2 separate regions of the Homo sapiens genome follow, and region 2 is linked to region 1. The links are chromatin loops, found by intact Hi-C in ENCODE. Cell type or tissue: OCI-LY7. All regions are shown on one strand.

Region 1 (2,500 bases):
TCATTCAGCAGCCACAGCCTGGACATTGTGCTCCGGCTCTGGGAGCCCTGGTCATTCCCTCTGTGTGATGGGGGGATCCCAGGCCTGCTCCAGCATCCCTGTGAGGGTGAAGTGATCCCAAGGGGACAGGCATTGCCCTCACCCTCAGGCCTGCATGCCCCACACTCCACTTCCACACAAACTCATCTGAAGGCACATGAGGCTGTGTGGTCTACCAAAGGCTTCATGGGGAGGTGGAGGAAGGAGCCCCATTGCGAGACATCCCCGTGTCCCCAGAGCTCCTCTCACACTGACAGCCACTCTCTTCACTGGTTCGTATAAAGTGCCCAGAACAGTGCCCGGCACACAGGAGGTGTGAGCCATCGTCACTGCTGTCACTGTCTTTCAGTTCTCTCTTTCCCAGACGGCCTCTCAGGATCCCTCTTTTTGCCTCCAGCGATCTGGTGCCCCTCGTGTCAGAACAGATGCATCCTGCGATGCTCCTCACGTGAAACAGGAAGAGCCTATACATGAAAATGTGCGTCTTCCCCCATGGTGTTTCGTTTTCTTGCGGGGGGACTGAGTCTCATTCTGTCGCCCAGGCTGGAGTGCAGTGGCACGATCTCGGCTCACTGCAACCTCCCACCCCCAGGTTCAAGTGGTTCTCCTACCTCAGCCTCCCGAGTAGCTGGGATTGCAGGTGCCTGCCACCATGCCCGGCTAATTTTTTGTATTTTTAGTAGAGATGGAGTTTCACCATGTTGGCCAGGCTGGTCTCGATCTCCTGACCTCAGGTGATCCGCCTTGGCCTCCCAAAGTGTTGGGATTACAGGTGTGAGCCAGCACACCTGGCCCTCTGTGGGGTTTAGAAGTAGCTCAGCACAGGCCAGGTGCAGTGGCTCATGCCTGTAATCCCAGCACTTTGGGAGGCCGAGGCGGGCAGATCATGAGGTCAGGAGTTCGAGACCAGCCTGGCCAACATGGTGAAACTCCGTCTCTACTAAAAATACAAAAAATTAGCCGGGCGTGGTGACGCGCACCTGTAGTCCCAGCTACTCGGGAGGCTGAGGCAGGAGAATGGCGTGAACCCGGGAGGCGGAGCTTGCAGTGATCCGAGATAGCGCCATTGCACTGCAGCCTGGGCGACAGAGCAAGACTCCGCCTCAGAAAAAAAAAAAAAAAAAGAAGTAGCTCAGCACAGCATGTGGCGGGTGCCACCCAAGAAGGTGGCACAGAGGACAAAAGTCCACAGAGGACAAATGCAGCCAGTGTGGAAATCAGGCCCCAACTTGCGGGGCCGAGGCCGTGAGCAGCCACAAGGTGGCCCCAGTGAGCTTAGGGACCAGCTAGTGCAGGGCAGGTGGGAGGTTCACGCACAGCTAAATTAGGCTAAGAGAGACGTGGCAGGGTCTCCCTGGGGCAGCAGGTGGGGGCTCAGCTCACCCTGGCTCCCGGCTGCACAGCTCAGAGTGGGCACCTCCTCGCCTGAGGAGAAGGAAGGGCCGCCTGTAGCCAGCAGGTGTGCCAGCATCCTCCTACCTGGGCTGGGGCCCGGAAGGCGAACACAGGGCAACCGAACCCATTGCAGAGCAGGGCCTGAGGGCTGGCTTGGGAGCAGGTGGTTGGAGTCTGGCTCTGAACAGGCCTTGATCCGTCCCTTGGGTCCCCCAGGCCCTTCCCAGCCTCCACCCCGTGCTGCAGGCCACACCTACAGCCTTCTGTGCCGAGGGCTGTGCCCCTGGAAGCCACGTGGGGCAGACTGGAGCTGCCTGGGTCCTGGAGCAGCATTTCTGGGGCTTCAGCCCAGGGGAGCTGACTGGATTTGCGGCTACACTCACACCACACTCCTCCTCCGGGCTGGGCCGGGTGAGAGGAGGGAGATGAAGGAGGGCGGGCCTGCCCTTGCTGGTCATCAGGGTCGCTCATCTCTGGGGATCTGGCTGGAGCTAGGAATTGAGGAAGGACAGGCTGGTGGCAGGGGCCGGGGCTGGGCTTCTGGCGGGCCAGGCCCCCCTCTAGGGAGGTCTGTGCTCACTGCATCCCTAGGGACACAAGCCCAGGGCCAGGGCCTCATGCTTTCTGGCCTGGCAGGCTGCCTGCCTCAGCCCCACCCCACCCAAGGCATCCAGGGACACTGGCCTGTGGCAGACACGCCCACAGCTTTGCTGTGTGTCCATCTTTGTTGCTTCTCCTTTTGGGGAGCTACCCCTACCCCTGCACTTTAACAGGTGAACCCAGTGTGAGCCACTGCCCCGCCCACCAGCCCCTGAATCAGGCCAAAGAAGTGAAAACCATCTGACCACAGAGGAGGAGCCTGGGGGCGCAGCAGGGCCCCAGCTGGCCGGAGGTCAGCCTCAGGGTGGGTGGCCTGGAGGCCAGCTGTCTGGAGGATCCTGAGCAGAGAGGGGGGCAGGCCCTTGGTGCCTTTCCTTCCAAGAGGGGAATCTAAAGGGAGAGAGTGACATCAATCCAAGGCCCACCGTGCAGATGCTGATTACAGAGGCCAGCGGAGGTGACACAG
Region 2 (2,500 bases), 49 kb after region 1:
CCATCTCTACTAAAAATACAAAGAATTAGCCGGGCATGGTGGCAGGTGCCTGTAATCCCAGCTACTCGGAAGGCTGAGGCAGGGGAATCATTTGAACCCGGGAGACAGAGGTTGCAGTGAGCCAGGATCACGCCATTGCAGTCCAGCCTGGGTAACAGGAGCGAAACTCCATCTCAAAAAAAAAAAATATTAAATAAAAAATAAACATCTATGCGGTCACTCTGCCAGGGTCCCCATTCAGGCTTCTAGGCAGAGGGGCCTATGAGCTGCCATATGGTGTGATGGATGGATTAATAGAGGCATATGCTGGGGAGGGTGGGGTGACGGGTGCTAAGCTGCTTCTGGGGCTGTCGTGGGGTTTAAGCAAGCTCAGGCCATGGAGTCCAGTGGAGTCAGTTCGTGTTCCTGTTGTGCCACTTCTTTCTCACCCTGCCTTCCCGAACCTCAGTTTACCCATTTGTCAGGTGGTTTAGCAGATGCTTCTTCCTTTCAACATTGTGATTGGGGTAGGGGAGATGAACACTGGTGGGAGCTTGTCACTCTCGTCCTTTCATCCTGCTTTGTACACTCCGAGAAAGGCTTATTGGGCAGAGGCTGCCCTTCTGAGGTGTGGATGGAACTGTTGGTGACATTATTTTTATTAATTTATTTTTAGAGACAGGGTCTCGGCTGGGTGTGGTGGCTCATGCCTGTAATCCTAGCAGTTTGGGAGGCCGAGGTGGGTGGATCACGAGGTCAGGAGATCGAGACCATCCTGGCTAACATGGTGAAATTCCATCTTTACTAAAAATACAAAAAAAAAAAAATTAGCCGGGCATGGTGGGGGGCACCTATAGTCCCAGCTACACGGGAGGCTGAGGCAGGAGAATGGTGTGAACCCGGGAAGCGGAGCTTGCAGTGAGCCGAGATTACACCACTGCATTCCAGCCTGGGAGACACAGCGAGACTCCATCTCAAAAAAAAAAAAAAAAAAAAAAGAAGAGACAGGGTCTTGATCTGTTGCCCAGGCTGGAGTGCAGTGGTTCGATCATAGCTCACTGCAGCCTTGAACTCCTGGTCTCAAGCGACTCTCCTGCCTCAGTCTTCTGAGAAGCTGGGACTACAGGTGCACACCATCCCGCCTGGCTAACTTATCTTTTATTTTTCGTAGAGGCGGGGTCTTGCCGTGTTGTCTGGGCTGGTCTTGAACTCCTGGGCTCAAGTGATTCTCCTGCATTGGACTCCCAGAGTACTGGGATTTCAGGTGTGAGCCACTGAGGCTGGCCGATGGTACTGTTGTTATTGTTACTGTTACTGTGGTTTCCTGACCATGGATGCTGTGCTGTGGACCTAGATTTGGATGATGTCCTTGGCCTGTTGGAGGAAGGCCTTCTCTCCTTGGTGTCAGGAGTTGGTGGTGTTGAGCAGGCTCAGGTGCGCGGGAGGCCTGGGGGAAGTGAGGGCACAGTGCTTGGTCCTGAGAATAGCCTGTAGCAGGCGCTGCCAGCCCTCATTCACCTGAGGCTTCCTCTCAAGGCCCAAGCTGGTGTAAGCCTGGACTGTGGCCCAGGTTCCCTGGAGATGGGCTCCTGAGCTCACACGCGTGCTCAGGTGCCCCTGCTACCTCTACCTAAAGACCTGGAAACCGAGGGTTAGGACTGGCTTGACCTGGGCAGCCTGGTGCAAGGAACCTTACTCTCAACCCTTTAGGGCTGGATCACGGATGGGAGCAGAGGGTGTGGGCCTGGTTTGTCTACAGCTGGGGCAAGGACAAGCCGTGCTGGCCAGTGGGTGGCCGAAGGCTGCTGCGCCTTCCCTGACGCGGTCTCCTGCTTCCCGGGGCCCCCAGGCTGAAGTGCTGTTTGTGTTCTGTGTGCCATGGTTCTCTCCTGTGGCTGCCCACAGCCCCTGCTCACCCACAGGCCCTTCCTGCCCCACCCGTGGACTTTGGGCTTGGGTCCCTGCTCGGGAGCTCGTAGTGACTAGCAGCGTCTTGGGATGGTCTCAGAACTTTTTACCCTGGCTCCCCACACCCACAAGACAGCGCTGCCTCCCCAGCGCCTGTGGTTATGCAGTGGTGATGTATGGGGCGTGAGAGCAGCGTTTGTGGAACACTTTTTTGGAGAGTAGGGCTGTGTTTTTGCTGTCGTTACCACTGCTGGCTGGGCAGGTTGCTGAGTCCTTCCAGCACTCTCATGTTGTCCTCTAACAGCCCTGAGCAGGGGCCCCTGTCCGAGGTCACACAGCTGTGGCCAGCCTGGGCCTGGCTTCCGGCTGCCGCGACCCACTGCATGCCTGTGCTTGAGATGATCTGGTGGATAGTGGGACACATGTCCACTCCTCGAGGCTCTCCAGCCCCGGTGGTACTTAGGGCGACTGGAGCAGATGTGGGTCAGCCCCATTCGGTGCTGGAGGCACAGAGGGCCAGGATGCAACCCCTAGCCCCGCACAGGCGAGTGTTCCCTGTGTCCCCGAGCTGCTGTCGCTGTGGTATGTGGTGGTTTTGGGTCCTCCAGGCAGG

Evidence for each region. A loop is a pair of places that touch in the nucleus more often than their neighbours do. Peaks named below come from ENCODE experiments on the same cell type or tissue, not always from the same donor. Only the 100,000 strongest peaks of a DNase experiment are listed, where the experiment ranks them.
Region 2: it touches region 1 in a loop (4-fold over the local background); 22 of 110 quality-filtered maps call a loop at or near these places.

The regions. Positions count from the first base shown.
Region 1 is chr22:46,562,207-46,564,706 of GRCh38, forward strand. No RefSeq gene overlaps it. Among named protein-coding and RNA genes, the nearest start is that of LINC02925, 22 kb to the left of the region's middle. RefSeq lists enhancers at 1-127, 1,566-1,860, 1,850-2,019. In OCI-LY7, CTCF peaks have their summits at 1,319 (motif pointing right), 1,518 and 1,720; DNase peaks (open chromatin) are centred at 1,315 and 1,705; H3K4me3 peaks cover 710 bases; H3K27ac peaks cover 1,096 bases.
Region 2 is chr22:46,611,042-46,613,541 of GRCh38, forward strand. It overlaps a transcript of GRAMD4 not described here. Among named protein-coding and RNA genes, the nearest start is that of GRAMD4, 8.1 kb to the right of the region's middle. RefSeq lists an enhancer at 2,312-2,451. In OCI-LY7, a CTCF peak has its summit at 1,482; a DNase peak (open chromatin) is centred at 1,460; H3K4me3 peaks cover 976 bases; H3K27ac peaks cover 1,209 bases.